2 separate regions of the Homo sapiens genome follow, and region 1 is linked to region 2. A link is a loop called in an ENCODE intact Hi-C map of the cell type or tissue named here. Cell type or tissue: mammary epithelial cell. All regions are shown on one strand. Each heading gives the region's core, and the rest is flanking DNA. Links, peaks and the distances in the headings are about the cores only. Region 1 has its middle 95 kb from the start of MIR4475. Region 2 has its middle 16 kb from the start of MELK.

Region 1 (8,331 bases), core at 146-8,145, 170 kb before region 2:
TATCTTCTTTTTGCTTATATGCATCTTCTACATGCTCTGTGGTAGCCATTACATTTTTAATTTTAAAGCAATAAGTTATTTATGGCAATAATAACTATTCTTTCTCTGTCCCCAGGATGAGAGTGATGAACAAATCAGAGGAGCTGAAGAAACCGGACCACATAGTGGATCATAATGTCACTGCCCACCCACGGGCCCTGCCTCTGTTCTGTGTCCCATGTACTTATTTATGACTCCGCCGGGCCTGATCCTGCACTGTTTTCTCTTACAACTATGTACATGCCCATCTCTCTTGAAGAGGTCACTGAAAGTGGAGACCACCACGTCTTGTCATCATCACCCAGTCAGAGCTTGTCCCAGAATGGCTACCCAGTGAATGAATGTCTGTTGAATTACCCTGAATGGCCGTCCCCTAGAGCTAGACTGCTTTGGAGGCACCTCCCTGCCTGCCAGGTACCTTTGGAGGGGTCTGTTAACCTTGTCGGGGCCAGACCCACAACCCCTGTTCTCAGCACCGTTCCTCCTGGAAGACCACCCACAGCTTGCTGGTCCAGGAAAACCTGAACTACAATCAACCCCTCCTCTGTGGGCAGTGGGTGTACAAAGGCTTTCCTGAATATGTGTTCCCTGGAACTTCTTAACCCAGGGCTTAGGTCAAGGATTCTCAGCCCGCTCTACAGACAAGGAAACAGAGGCTCTGAGAACTGGAATAACCTGCCCACAGTAGAACCACTGAGAAGGGAAGGATCTACTCCTAGACCCGAGTCCAGTGCTCTGACCCCATGCTCACAGCATGCTGCTTAGCTCAGAGCAGCAGAAACCCAGATCCAAACAGATTCTGAAACCTGCAGGCAGTGCTGGCTTTGGTCTCCAGCACCACCATTCACTAGCTATTGTTAAAGCAAACTAAATATGGCCTGAGAAGAATTCCGTCCTTCTTTTTTTTTTTTTTTTTTTTTTTTTGACATGGAGTCTCACTCTATCACCCAGGCTGGAGGGCAGTGGCACAATCTCAGCTCACTGCAACCTCCGCCTCCCGGGTTCAAGCGATTCTCCTGCCTCAGCCTCCTGAGTAGCTGGGATTACAGGCACGCACCATCACGCCTGGCTAATTTTTTACATTTTTGGAAGCAACAGGATTTCACCATATTAGCCAGGCTGGTCTCGAACTCCTGACCTCAAGTGGTCTACCCACCTCAGCCTCCCAAAGTGCTGGGATTGCAGATGTGAGCCACCGCACCCAGCCAGAACTCCATACTTCTATATCTGAGTCCTTGTGGACAAACTGTAACCTAGCTTAACAGGCTGACAAGATTGAAAACCTAACTTAGGAGTATGTGCCTGTAACAACAGCTGAGTTTTGTCCAATCCCAGCGGCATACTTCAACCACTCATAGACCACTAAGTGTTTAAACTGTGTTCAAATAAGGCAAACGCCAAACTGTGAGCAATCAACTGTTTCTGTACCTCACTTTCGATTTCTGTACGTCACTTCCCTTTTGTTGTCTATAAATTTGTTCTGACCAGGAGGCATCCCTGGAGTCTCTCCAAATCTGCTGTGATTCTGGGAGCTGCACGATTCTCGAATCGTTCATTGCTCAATTAAATTCCTTTACATTTAATTCAGCTGAAGTTTTTCTTTTAACACTATGTAGCTTGGAAAGTCACTTTCCTTCCCAGAGCCTGTTTTCTCATCTGTAAAGTGGTCCTAATAACCTCTGTCTCAGAGGGTTCTTGAGAGGATTACATGGCATGGGGAAGCTCCTTGCACAAGATCTAACTCTGAGTATGCAATTTCTCTCCCTGGTCAGATGAACTTTTGACAAAGGGCTGCCTCCAGACATGGCTGCCAGGTTGGGCCTTGTTCTATTTCTCCATGGGAATGGCTCTGCCTTCCTGTGTCCTCAGCTCAGCAGGAGCTGCCCAGGAGGTTGGCCGGCAAACAATGCCACAGCCTCCTCCCTCCCCGCCTCCGCCCCTTACCCAAAAAAGGGTTCCAAATGCCTTCTATAGCTTCTTTCCTGGGCAGAGAGGGAGGGTGGGAGTAATGAGAATAAGAGAGGAGACTGACAGAGTTGGTCTCTGCCATGGGCTTCATCATGGATATATCACCTTCTACAGTGCACTGAATGATGGCCCCAGTATCAGGGTCTAATTCCCAGATTAGACTGTGCACTTACCTTATACAGCAAAATAGACTCTGCAGATGTGGATAAATTGAAAATGAGATAGATGATCCTCGATTATCTGGGGGCAGGGGATAAATACAGTCACAAGTGTCCTCATAAGACAGAGGTAGGGGGAGATGTAACACAGGCAGAGGAAATGGTAGTGTGGCCACAGAAGCAGAGATTGGAGAGATGTGGCCCCAAGCCAGGAACACAGGCAGTCGCCAGGTTCTGGAAGCCACGAGGAAAGGAATCTCCCTTAGAGCCTGTGGAGAGAGCATGGCTCCACCAGCACCTCCGTTTCCACCCGGTGAGACTGATTTGAGGCTTCTGGCCTCCAGAACTACAAGAGAATAAATTTCGGTTGTTTGAAGCCACCAGCTCTGTGGCCATTTGTTACAGCAGCCACAGGAAACTGATACACTCACCCTTCCTGAGTCCACATAAAAGCTCTGTGATCCCAAACTCATAAACCCCAAGGACTAAATAAACCTTCCTGTTAAATCATGAAGAAAGGGACTCACTCTGGGATTACCCACAGTTATTTGACATCATATGTCACCTTCTGAATGCCAGAGGGGCCAGTACAGGATCCAGCACAACCTTGGTGTTCTTGGAGAAGGGTCAGGAAATCCCAAAAGTACTTCACCAGCCCCAGAACCCTGTGCCTGGCACAGCTTAGCTGTGCTCATTTATATGCGGGGCAATATGTTTACTTTTGTTTGAGAAAAAAAAAGGGTCCAGATTCTTTAAAAAAGGACAAAAAAAGGTTTTGTCATGGTCCCAAAGAATGCAGTTTTCGGAAATGAAACAGCAGCAGAATGAATTGCAAAGGCTACTGGGCTAGTCTAATGTCTTCCTATATAGGCCAAGAAACCAATGCCCAGAGAGGGGAAGGAAGGGACTTACCCAAGGACACACAGCCAGTCAGCCAAGATGAAGCTGTAACTTGAAACTTCCAGCTCCTCCCACCCTGACACACACACACACACACACACACACTCACTCACTTGGATTCCGAGTACTCCTCAGTTTGCTAACTTTCATCCTCAAGAAGTTTGTTGCATTAGTTTCCAAGGGCTGCTGCAACAAATTACCACAAACTGGGTGGCTTAGAACAACATCAATGTATTGTCCCGTATCTCTGGAGGCCCAAAGTCCAAAATTAAGGTGTCAGCTAGCCATGGTCTCTCCAGGGGAGAAATCCTTCCTTGCCTCTTCTAATTGCTGGTGGTTCCTGGCAATCCCCGCCATTCTGGGACTTATGAGTGCCTTCACATGGCCTTCCCCTCTGCATGTCTCTCTGGGTCTCTGTCTCCTCGTCTTATAAGGACACCCATCATTGGATTAGGGCCCACTAGCATGACCTCATCTTTACTTGATTACATCTGCAAAGACCCTGTATTGCATTCACAGGTTCTGGGTGGACAAGTGTTAGGGAGGGATGCTATTCAACCCAGTATACATCTATTTATGCTCTTTATCTAGACAGATGAGGATCAGGGGTTTGAAAGCCCAGCAATAGCCTAATAATTAAACATCTGAAGGCTTTTCTCTGTGCCCCTCTCTGTCCTCTGTATGGTAGTAACCTATGGCCAGTTCTTTGGCCCTATCTAGCCTGTGCATTTTTTGCAGGCAAACACTGTGTCTCCAGCCCCCTAACATAGCCCAGACACAAAGGAGGAACTTGGAAGCATTTGCTGAACAAATGAATGAAATGAGACATTTGGAAGCACAGCCCAAAGAATGTAATTTCCAGAAGTGAAACAGCAGCTAAATGAATTGTAGCAATGTTGGCGCTCACTTCTCATACTCTTGTAGCCTCCTGCTTTCACAGTGGGCAACTGACTTGCTGGGAGTCCAGCAAATTTCCGGGGAATCTCCCTGTGGGAGTCAGGAACAAAGCTGGCATTTGGCAACTGGCCAGCAGGGGGCAGGATGGTCTCAGGGACAGAGCCCCAGAGGCTGGAGCTTGGCTCCACTTACCCAGCAAGCAAACCCTCCCAGAATCAGAGCGTTTCTGATTGCAAGGACTCTGCAACCTACTCTGACTCCTCTTTGTTCTTCTTTTATTTTCCCTTTTTTTTCTCATTAGGTCAGTACCAATGAGTCTTCTTTGAACAGATAAAGAAAGTGAGGCCCAGACAGGGGAAGGGACTCTCCCAAGCTCAGAGAGAGTTGGGATCCATAACTCCAGACCCCATTCCCTGGGCCAATTCTAGTACTGCCTGCAGGCTTCGGTCTCCCTGGGACCAACTCTAAACAAACAAAAAATAAAAGAGCTTATCAATGAAACTTGGGTCTTTTTAAAGGGGCTGCCCCCTGACTCAACTAAATATACACAATGTATATGCTCCGACCTGAGGATGCCACTTCCAGAAATGTAGCTTACATGCACACAAGGATGTTCATTGTGGCGGTGTTGATAGTAGAGAAAAACTGGAAGCAACATAAAAATTGGAAACAACCACTACAGGACTGCTTTAATAAATGATGACACAGCCAGGCCCAGTGGCTCATGCCTGCAATCTCAACACTTTGGGAGGCCAAGGCAGGTGGATCACTTGAGGTTAGGAGTTCAAGACTAGCCTGGCCAACCTGGTGAAACCTCATCTCTACTAAAAATACAAAAATTAGCCGGGCGTGGTGGCGGCGACCTGTAATCCCAGCTACTCAGGAGTCTAAGGCTGGAGAATCGCTTGAACCCAGGAGGCAGAGGTTGCAGTGAGCCAAGGTCACACCATTGCACTTCAGCCAGGGCAACAGAGTGAGACTCTGTCTCAATAAATAAATAAATAATGACATATCTGTTTTGTGGAATACTGTATAATCATTAAAAATAAATTTTTAGAAGAATATGTATAAAGAAAAAAATTATGCTAGAAAACTGAGGAAATAATACATATTGTACATTCCTAATATTTTAAAATTCCTTGTGCATATAAAATATAATTTGTGGTTCCAGAGGTACTCACTATTTAGTACTAATTTTCTATATATGTATTTTTTAAAATTAGACCTTACAATATTAAAATAAATATATTAATTTTAAATTAAATATATACATAGTTTTATATACACACACACGCACACACATGCACATGCACGCACACACGCACACACACACGCTTAGACCTTAGACCTGGGTAAGTGTGGTCCATGCCTTAGATCCCACAATTCAAAGTGTTCGGCATTTCATAAACACACATAGGCAAATAGTTATTATGAAGACAGTCACTTCTGTTACTTGCGACCTGGTGTTCAGTGCTGCATAGCGTAACCCTAAACATTAACTTGGGACTAACATCATCAAGACCCAGGAGATGTGTCTCCAGGTCTTGTCCTCTGTCTTTGAGACAAAAGGGACTGAATCCCAATGCCACAACACCACGTGGGCTGTGCTGTGGCTGACATCAGAGATGGACGACGCTTCAGAGTACAGGGAAAATTTGAGCAGTGGACGTGCTTAAGCATGTAAGAGAATAGACAAATTAATTTGTCAAACACTTCCTCTCAGGTAGCGTGGAATGCAACATTTTCTTACATAACAAAGTATAGTCTCCCAGCAGTGCCAAGTGTCCATTTCCTTGCTTTTCTTCATGTTCTAATTCATGGTTCCAGAGGAACCTAACAGCTGAAGACTATTCTGCAATAGCAAACGATTCATTGCACTCTTAAATTTCCCTGCGTGTAGGTCCAGACATAATATGTATGAAGTATATCAGTTCTTTACATTGACAACTATAGACCCTGGATCCTGGCCATTCAAATAGCATAGAGTTTTGCTATTTTTAATACCTAATGGAATGTAATCAAACGTTTTTAAAAAATTTTAATGTCTGCTTTACAGAAATAATTTTCATCTAAATTTTTAAGATTTACTCATTGTAATTTGAGTTTTGCCTTTTGGTCTTGACAGATAATTTTGAATGTTTCAGAAGAAAATCTTTCTTAGAAAAAATGATTTAAATATTAAATATTTAAACATATGGTATGTGGAACTCCAATTGTACCCTTGCCCTGGGCCCTTCAAATGTAAGATCTAGGCCTGTGTTTAGAACACAGATTCTAATAGAAAATACACCAGAATGTCAAAGGAAGTTGACTCTAGATTATTGGATTGCTGTGATTTTTATTTTATTCTTTTGGATTTTTGTCTATGTTTCTAGATTTTCTAGTATTTATCTAGTCATAAAAAAATGATAAATATATATTTTCAAGTGTCGCATCAGCCCCCAGCCTCCTCCCGACGTGAAATGACTTTCTACCCTCAACCAGGGTCCTGGGACAGGTATCTAATTCTGCCCTCATCCCCATGACCACTCCAGACTTTCAGCAGGAGGGACCCCAGGGGTAGCTCCTCCCTTGGCCCACACTGAGCACTTCCCCCCTTAGCTGGCACCACAAGGCTTCAAGGCTTCACATAATGAGGTACAGAAAGCGGGCCCTCGATGCTCTGTGGATCACGCTCTAAACAAACAGTATTCTCAGCCTTGGGTTTCCCACCCTCCTGCCCCACCCCCGCGAGCATTTAACTTAGTGCTGCTTTCAGGACTAGGTAGAAACTGGCCGCCCTCCCTGGAGTCTGTGCTGACCTCACATCGTCCACAACAGGGTAGAAATGCCCCACCAGCTGACCTTTCAGAAGCCTCCTCTGGAGGCTAATCGGGCACACTGGGTGGGGGAAGGTGCCGTCATGGTTCCACGGACTGGTTCTGAGGCCTAGCAAATGGAATTTTCCCACATAGGGAACCCACAATGAAGGGGAAAACTGCATGTGTCCCTTTGTGAAAAACTAGTAGGAACAAAGATGGAGAAGGCAGGACGTTCTCCCTGGCTCCCATTCAGGCCCAGCAGTGCTCTGCAAGGAGTGTAACCTGACACCTGGAGCTTCCCCTGCCTATCCCACCCCAAGCACCACTCCCACCCATCCCAGTCTGGCAGTGAGTGGCACTCACCAAGGGAGAGTTGCATTCCCTTGGCAGACCATATATCCAGAAGGAAGCCCTTCCTGCAATTGGGAGAGGGGGACTTGGCCACCATGGGGGACCCAACAGAGTCCCTGAAGGTTGAAGCCAGGAAGGCCTCAGAGCTAGAATCAATCCCCCTGTTCACACCAGAGACACAGAAAGCACAACTGACTGGCCCCAGGTCCCAGAGCAATCATGTGACCATGTAAACCAAGAATTTTCTCTTCTGGCACCCCATACAGCCTGGAACTCTCCCTCACATCTGACATTTTAAATTGAACATAGGATACCTGCCACAGTCTTCAAGGAGACATACTTAGACCTCAGGAGTTTTTGGAAAAGTGTCTCCACCCAGAAGCCTGCACTGAGCTGCAAATTGAGCAGTGGCAGAGGCTTTAATGGCCTTATTCACCACCATAGCCCAGAGGTTCCCAACGTGGTACCTGGTTCATCGATTCTAAGGTGGGTATTTTTTTTCACATGTTAGTATCTCTGAAATTGAGATATAACTTGCAATCCATCATAAGTCAAAGTGTAATGGGCAGCATTCTTTCCTTCATAGTAGGCCAATCATTGTTCAGTATACAATTAATTGATGGCATCTTACATTCAATGAAATATGAGAAAATAGGGTCATAGTGGCCAAAACATATTTGTCAAATAAATAAACATACCAAGCCCTATGCTAAGGTTCTACATGCATTATCCTTTTTACCCCTCCCCCAAATCCTCCTATGAAGGAAATATTATTCCCATTTTATATATCAGAAACTAAAACCAAGAGCAATTAAAACCCTTGCCCCAGATCACACAGTAACGGTAGAGCCAGAATCAACATCCAGCTCTAGGGGTCATAGTTTCTGCTGTAACCACTGAGAAATCGAGCCTTCCAATAGAATGCAATTCCCTTGTTGCCAAGTAAAGTATGGTGACCAACCATCTCGGTTTGCCCTGGTCTGAGGGGTTCCTGGGATATGGGACTTTCAGTGCTAAAACTAGGATAAACCAGGGTAATTGATCACCTGATCACCAAGATCAAGAGTCCCTCACTCCTCCTGCCCATCTCTGCCTGCTCCCTCCGCATGGCCTCCACCTCTTCCAGGACCTGCACCTGTGAACAGGCCTCCACCCCAGCTCTTGGGCCCCTAGGCCTGGCAGGAATTCCCAGGGCTTGGGTCCCTCTCTGAATGAAC
Region 2 (8,331 bases), core at 80-8,079:
AAGACACAGCTCACAAAGACCCAGTTGATAAAACATACAGTAAAAGAAGCCGGTCAAAACCCACCCAAACCAAGATGGCCATGAAAGCGACCCCTGGTCATCCTAACTGCTTATCATATGCTAATTATAATACATTAGCATGCTAAAGGAAGCTCCCACAAGTGCAATGACAGTTTACAAACACCCTGGCAATGTCTGGAAGTTACCCTATATGCTCTGAAAGAAAGAGGAACCCTAGGTTCCAGGAATTCCCTGCCACTTTCCTGGAAAACTCATGAAGAATCCACTCCTTGTTTAGCATATAATAAAGAAATAACCATAATAACCATAAAAAGAGCCACCCACCAGCCCTCAGGGCTGCTCTGCCTATGGAGGCTACTTTTTATTTATTTATTTATTATTTTTTTGAGACGGAGTTTCGCCCTTGTTGCCCAAGCTAGAGTGCAATGGCGCGATCTCAGCTCACTGCAACCTTTGCCTCCTGGGTTCAAGCAATTCTCCTGCCTCAACCTCCCAAGTAGCTGGAATTACAGGCACGCACCACCCCGCCCGGCTAATTTTTTGTATTTTCAGTAAAAACCAGGTTTCACCATGCTGGTCAGGCTGGTCTCGAACTCCTGATCTCGTGATCCACCCCCCCTCAGCCTCCCAAAGTGTTGGGATTACAGGAGTGAGCCACCACTCCCAGCTACTTATTTATTTTTTTAAGACAGTCTCACTCTGTCGCCCAGGCTGGAGTGTAGTGGTGCGATCTCAGCTCATTGTAACCCCTGCCTCCGGGGTTCAAGTGATTCTTGTGCCTCAGCCTCCTGAGTAGCTGGGATTACAGGCATGTGCCACCACACCCACCTAATATATGTATTTGTGTAGAGATGGCATTTCACCATGTTAACCAGGCTGTGAATTCCTTCCTGTGAAGCCAGGAACCCAAGGGGTCTCCCAGGCTGAACCCCAATTCTGGAGTTCACCCTGTGACACCTTCAAACCTTAACCAAAGCTGGGCACAGTGGCTCATGCCTGTAATCCCAGCACTTTGAGAGGCTGAGACGGCCAGATCACATGAGGCCAGGAGTTCGAGACCAGCCTGGCAAACATGGTGAAACCCTGTCTCTACTAAAAATGCAAAAATTAGCCAGGCTTGGTGGTGGGTGCCTGTAATCCCAGCTTATCGGGAGGCTGAGGCAGGAGAATAGCTTGAACCCCAGAGGTGGAGTTTGCAGTGACCCAACATCACGCCACTGCACTTCAGCCTGGGCAAGAGAGAGAGAACCTGTCTCAAAAACAAGCGAACAAACCTTAACCAAGAGAACAGAAAGCACATAACTAAGAGGGTATAATTGTCAGAGGCATTTGAACTACAGCAACTCCGTCTTGAATAAAGCTGGGTAAAATGAGGCTGAAACCTACTAGGCTGCATTCCCAGAAGGTTAAGGCATTCTAAGTCACAGGATGAGATAGGAGGTCAGCACAAGATACAGGTCATACAGACCTTGCTGATAAAACATGTTGCAGTAAAGGAGCCAGTTAAAACCCACGAAAACCAAGATGGCGACGAGAGTGACCTCTGGGTGTCCTGACTGCTACGTTCCCACCAGCACCATGACAGTTTACAAATGCCATGGCAACGTCAGGAAGTCACCCAATATGGTCTAAAAAGGGGAGGCATGAATAATTTACCCCTTGTTTAGCATATCATCAAGAAATAACCATAAAAATGGGCAACCAGCATCCCTCAGGGCTGCTCTGTCTGTAAAGTAGGCATTCCTTTCTTCCTTTACTTTCCTAATAAACTTGCTTTCACTTACTCTAGTGACTCACCCTGAATTCTTTCTTGTGTGAGATCCAAGAACCCTCTCTTAGGATGTGCATCAGGAGCCCTTTCTGGTAACATAGTTATCAGAGAAATGATAATCAAGGAAACCGTAAATTGCTGGGAACAAAAGTGGAGAAGGAAAGGGACCTGCATGGAGCCCAGAGGGAAAAAGGATAAACTTTTTTTTTTTTTTTGAGACGGAGTTTCACTCTTGTCTCCCAGGCCAGAGGGCAATGGCGCAATCTCGGCTCACTGCAACCTCTACCTCCTGGGTTCAAGTGATTCTCCTGCCTCAGCCTCCCAAGTAGCTGGAATTACAAGCATGTAACACCACGCCTGGCTAATTTTTTGTATTTTTAGTAGAGACGGGGTTTCTCCATGTTGGTCCTGCTGGTCTCGAACTTCCGACTTCAGGTCGTCCGAGTTTGGGAGTAGCCTGGTCAACATGGTGAAACCCCGTCTCTACTAAAAATACAAAAAAAAAAATTAGCTGGGCATGGTGGTGGGCACCTGTAATCCCAGCTACTTGGGAGGCTGAGGCAGGAGAATCCATTGAATCCAGGAGGCAGAGGTTGCAGTGAGCCGAGATCGTGCCATTGCACTCCAACCTGGGCAACAAGAGCATGACTCTGTTTCAAAAACAAGACAAAACAAAACAAAACAAAACAGAAACAAAAAATTAGCTGGCCATGGTGGCGTGTGCCCGTAGTCCCAGCTACTAGGGAGGCTGAGACAGGAGAATTGACTGAACCGGAAGGCAGAGGCAGTGAGCCGAGATTGCGCCACTGCACTCCAGCCTGGGCGACGAAGGGAGACTCTGTCACAAAAAAAAATAAATAAACAAAAAAATACAAAAACTAGCCAGGCGTGGTGTTGGACGCCTGTAATCCCAGCTACTCGGGAGGCTGAGGTGAGAGAATCGCTTGAACCTAATAGGCGGTGGTTGCAGTAACCTGAGATCGTGCCATTGCACTCCAGCCTGGGCAACAGAGCACAAACTCCATCTCAAAAAAAAAAAAAAGAAAGAAAGAAAGGAAAAGTAAGACCAGGTGTGGTGGCTCATGCCTGTAATCCTAGCACTTTGGGAGGCCAAGGCAGGTGGATCACTTGAGGTCAGGAGTTTGAGACCAGCCTGGCCAACATGGTGAAACCCCGTCTCTACTAAAAATACAAAAATTTGCCAGGTGTGGTGGGGTGCTCTTTTAATCCCAGCTACTCGGGAGGCTGAGGCAGGACAATTGCTTGAACCTGGGAGGTGGCGGTCGCAGTGAGCTGAGATTGTGCCACTGCACTCCAGCCTGGGCGACAGAGCGAGACTCTGTCTTTAAAAAAAAAAAAAAAAAACTAAAGAGAAAGTTCAGTCTCCCAGGGGGAATGGATGGCAATGGAGGACAGTGGGACAAACAGAAAAAATAACAGCACCACTGTAAGGGGATGTCGGGTGGAGACAGGAAGGACAAGTGACTCCAATATAGACCAAAACAGAAGATTGGCACAGAAATGGTTGAGAACAAGTCTTGACAGCAAACTCCAGCATCACCACTGTTTTACAAAACATGAACACCATGGTTTAATATTCCTGGGTGTTGTGAGAATTAAATGAGATATGGATATAAGGTTCTTGGGCTTAATAAATTGTAACTATTATTTCATGCTATTAGACAGCATTAGACTATTTTATTTTTTTAGAGACAGGGTTTTGCTGTGTTACCCAGGCTGGAGTACAGTGGCTGATCATAGTTCACTGCAGCCTTGAAATCCTAGGCTCAGGCAATCCTCATGCCTCCACCTCTCAAAGTGCTGGGATTATAGGCGTCAGCCCACTGCACCCAGCAGCATTGTTTAATTTAATTTAACTAATTTATTTATGTATTTATTTTGAGACAGTCTTGCTCTGTTGTCGAGGCTGGAGTGCAGTGGCCTGATCTCGGCTCACTGCAACCTCCACCTCCCAGGTTCAAGTGATTCTCCTGCCTCAGTCTCCAGAGTAGCTGGGACTACAAGCATGCACCACCATGCCTGGCTAATTTTCTTTTTTTTTTTTTTTTTGAGACAGAGCTCCGCTCTTGTTGCCCAGGCCGGGGTGCAATGGCACAGTCTCGGCTCACTGCAACTTCCTTCTCCCAGGTTTAAGTGATTCTCCTGCCTCAGCCTCAGAGACAGGGTTTCTCCCTGTTTGTCAGGCTGGTCTCGAATTCCCAACCTCAGGTGTTCCGCCAACCTCGGCCTGAACAGCTGGGATTACAGGCACACGCCACCACGACGGCTAATTTTGTCTTTTTAGTAGAGACAGGGTTTCTCTCTCTTGGTCAGGCTGGTCCCGACCTCAGGTGTTCCGCCCACCTCGGCCTCCCAAAGTGCTGGGATTACAGGAGTGAGCCACTGCACCTGGACACCTGGCTAACTTTTGTATTTTTAGTAGAGATGAGGTTTCACCATGTAGGCCAGGCTGGCCTTGAACTCCTGACCTCAAGCAATCCTCCTGCCTCAGTTCAGGATTACAGGCATGAGCCACAGTGCCCAGCCTCATTTTAAAAGTAGCTTTGCTCCTGGGCAACTTAGTGAGACCACATCTCTACCAAAAGAAAAAAGCAAAAAAAAAAAGACTAGCCAGGCGTGGTGGTGTGTGCCTGTGGTCCCCGCTACTCAAGAGGCTGAGATGGGAGAATAGCTTGAGCCCGAGAGATTGAGGCTGCAGTGAGCAATGATTGTGCCACTGCACTCCAGCCTGGGTGACTGTCTCTAAAAAATAATAATAATAGGCCAGGTGTGGTGACTCACGCCTGTAATCACAGCACTTTGGGAGGCCAAGGCGAGTGGATCTCCTGAGCTTAGGAGTTCGAGACCACCCAGGGCAACATGGTGAAACCTGGTCTCTACTAAAAATACAAAAAAAAAAAATTAACTGGGCATGGTGGTGGGTGCCTCTAGTCCCATCTCCTCGAGAGGCTGAGGCAGGAGAATCGCTTGAGTCCCAGAGGCGAAGGTTGCAGTGAGCCGAGATCACGCCACTGCACTCCAGCTTGGGCTACAGAGTGAGACTCCGTCTCAAAAACAATAATAACAAAAATAATAATAATAATAAAATAAAAGTAGCTTTGAAGTATCGTGTTTGAGAATCATGATGATTTATTGTAGGTTCAATGAAGAGGACAAGTCCTGCCGTCTGGGATCTCACAGCAGTGTTTTTTCCCTTTTACTACTCCTTGAACCTGCGGCTATGGCATGCTGCTACCACCCGGTGGCAGCAGACCCCAATCACGGGTTCCATTGTTAGGCGAGATGACTCCTTTACAAAGATTATGGACAGAAAGACAAGAAGACATGAGGCACCTCCTGATGGAATGCACAGCACTGTGTATTAGGTAGCCTTGTCAAAAAAATCAAACCTGAATCCAATTAAGGCTCTGGATCCATACCAATTTATAGGAAATACAAGAGAGAAAGGAACATGCTCAACAACATCAGGAGGATGTTGGCAGCAAAATCCACACTGGAAAACTCTACAGAACAAATACCTAGTTTCTTAAAAATAAATAAATAAATAAAAGTAAGGAAAAGAAAAAGCTGAAAGGAGAATCTTCAGGTTAAAAATGACTGAAGAGGCCGGGCATGGTGGCTCACGCCTGTAATCCCAGCACTTTGGGAGGCTGAGGCGAGCAGATCACGAGGTCAGGAGTTCGAGACCAGCCTAACCAACAAGGTGAAACCCTGTCTCTACTAAAAATAGCTGGGCATGGTGGTGCGAGCCTGTAATCCCAGCTACTCAGGAGGCTGAGGCAGGAGAATCACTTGAACCTGGGAGGCAAAGGTTTCAGTGAGCTGAGATGACACCACTGCACTGTAGCCTGGGTGACAGAGCAAGACTCCATCTCAAAAATATATAAATAAATAAAATAAAAAATGACTGAAGAGACATATTAACAAATCACAATAAAAAAGCATTCATGGGACAATCAGGGAAATGTGAATTGACTGGATACTGGATGATACTCAGAAATCACTGTTAGGGCAGGCGCGGTGGCTCCTGCCTGTAGTCCTAGCACTTTGGGAGACCAAGGCGGGCAGATCACAAGGTCAGGAGATCGAGACCATCCTGGCTAACACGGTAAAACCCCGTCTCTACTTAAAATACAAAAAATTAGCCAGGCGTGATGGCTGGCGCCTATAGTCCCAGCTACTCGGGAGGCTGAGGCAGGAGAACGGCGTGAACCCGTGAGGTGGAGGTTGCAGTGAGCCGAGATTGTGCCACTGCACTCCAGCCTGGGCGACAGAGCGAGACTCTGTCTCAAAAAATAAAAAAATAAATAAAAAATAAAAATAATAAAAAAAGAAGTCATTGTTAAACTTTTGAGGCGCTCCTGATGCTATTATGATTATATTTTTCAAAGGAAGCATTCTGAAGTTTTCAATGAGATATGTAATTAAATACACGTAAATCATAGAATGTCCAAGATTTACTTCAAAATCATCTGGGGCAGAGAATGGATAAGAAGATGGAAACAAAGCTGACCAGTAGTTAACAGTTATTAAAGCTGAGTTATGGTATTTGAAAATTATATCTTTGCTACTCAAAATGTCAGCAGACAACCAGCACGGATGTCACCTAAGAGCTTGTTAGAAATGCAGGGCCTGGCAGGGCACAGTGGCTCACGCCTATAATCCCAACACTTTCAGAGGCTGAGGCAGGAGGGTCACTTGAGCCCAGAAGTTCGAGACCAGCCTGGGCAACACGGCGAAACCCTGTCTCTACAAAAAATACAAAAATTAGGCCGGGTGCGGTGGCTCACACCTGTAATCCCAGCACTTTGGGAGGCTGAGGTGGGCGGATCATGAGGTGAGCAGTTTGAGACAAGCCTGGCCAACATAGTGAAACCCCGTCTCTATTTAAAAAAATACAACAATTAGCTGGGTGTGGTGGGCGCCTGTAGTCCCAGCTACTTGGGAGGCTGAGGAAGAGAATCGCTCGAACCCGGGAGGCAGGGGTTGCAGTGAGCTGAGACCACATCATTGCACTCCAGCCTGGGCGACAGAGCAAGACTCCATCTCAAAAAAAAAAAAAAAAAATTAGCCGGGTGTGGTGGCATGCAGTCCCAGCTACTTGGGAGGCTGAGATGGGAGGACTGCTTGAGCCCAGGAAGGCAAGACTGCAGTGAGCAGTGATCGCACCACTGCACTCCACCCTGGGTGACATAGCTAGACTCTGTCTCGAAATAACAACAAAAGAAATGCAGAGCCTCAGGCCCTGCCAAAGACCTGCTGAATCATATCTGAAATTTAAAGAGATCCCTTGGTGATTCGCAGGCACACTAAACTTAAGAAGCCCCAAATTATATTATTCTGGGCCAGGCATGGTGGCTCATGCTTGTAATCCCAGCATATCGGGACGCGGAGGCGGGAGGATCACTTGAGCTCAGGAGTTCAAGACCAGCCTGGGCAATATAATGAGACCTCGTTTCTGTAAATAAATAAATAAATAAATAAAATTGTATTGTTCTGTGGGTTTTTTTTTTTTTGGTGTGTGTGTGTGTGTGTGTTTGTTTTTGTTTGTTTGTTTTTTGAGACGGAGTCTTGCTCTGTCACCCAGGCTAGAGTGCTGGAGTGCAGTGGCGCGATCTCGGCTCACTGCAAGCTCCGCCTCCCGGGTTCACGCCATTCTCCTGCCTCAGCCTCCTGAGTAGCTGGGACTACAGGCACGGCGCCCACCACTATGCCCGGCTAACTTTTTGTATTTTTTAGTAGAGATGGGGTTTCACTGTGTTAGCCAAGATGGTCTCGATCTCCTGACCTTGTGATCCGCCCGTCTCGGCCTCCCAGAGTGCTGGGATTACAGGCGTGAGCCACCGCGCCCGGCTGTGTATGTGTTTTTGAGACAGAGTTATGCTCTTGCCGTCCAGGCTGAAGTACAATGGCACGATCTCAGCAACCTCTGCCTGCCGTGTTCAAGCAATTCTCCTGCCGCAACCACTCGAGTAGCTGGGGATTACAGGCACCCACCACCACGTCCAGCCAATGTTTGTATTTTAGTAGAGACGGGGTTTCACCATGTTGGCCAGGCTAGTCTCAAACTCCTGACCTCAGGTGGTCTGCCCACCTCGGCCTCTGAAAGTGCTGGGATTACAGGTGTGAGCCACCACACCAGGCCTTTTTTTTTTGTGGGGGAGGGGGACGGAGTCTTGTTCTGTTGCCCAGGCTGGAGTGCAATGGTGTGATCTCAGCTCACTGCAACCTCTGTCTCCTGGGTTCAAGCAATTCTCCTGCCTCGGCCTCCTGAGTAGCTGGGATTACAGGCACCGCCCCCATACCCGGCTAATTTTTGGAATTTTAGTAGAGACGGAGTTTCACCATGTTGGCCAGGATGGTCTCAAATTCCTGACCTCAAGTGATCCACCTGCCACGCCTCCCACAGTGCTGGGATTACAGGCATGAGCCACTGTGCCTGGCCATGACAATACATATTAAATATTACATAAAATGTGGTCATCAGATATTGGTTGGAGTGAGTTGGATGAGGTCTG

The links. Hi-C counts contacts between places; a loop is a spot of excess contacts. Peaks named below come from ENCODE experiments on the same cell type or tissue, not always from the same donor. Only the 100,000 strongest peaks of a DNase experiment are listed, where the experiment ranks them.
Region 1: it touches region 2 in a loop (16-fold over the local background); 7 of 110 quality-filtered maps call a loop at or near these places.

Annotation. Positions count from the first base shown.
Region 1 is chr9:36,724,867-36,733,197 of GRCh38, reverse strand. No RefSeq gene overlaps it. Among named protein-coding and RNA genes, the nearest start is that of MIR4475, 95 kb to the left of the region's middle. RefSeq lists an enhancer at 6,763-7,264. In mammary epithelial cell, for the core only: a CTCF peak has its summit at 4,096 (motif pointing right); a DNase peak (open chromatin) is centred at 4,097.
Region 2 is chr9:36,552,740-36,561,070 of GRCh38, reverse strand. No RefSeq gene overlaps it. Among named protein-coding and RNA genes, the nearest start is that of MELK, 16 kb to the left of the region's middle. RefSeq lists an enhancer at 2,196-2,806. In mammary epithelial cell, for the core only: a CTCF peak has its summit at 5,035; a DNase peak (open chromatin) is centred at 5,070.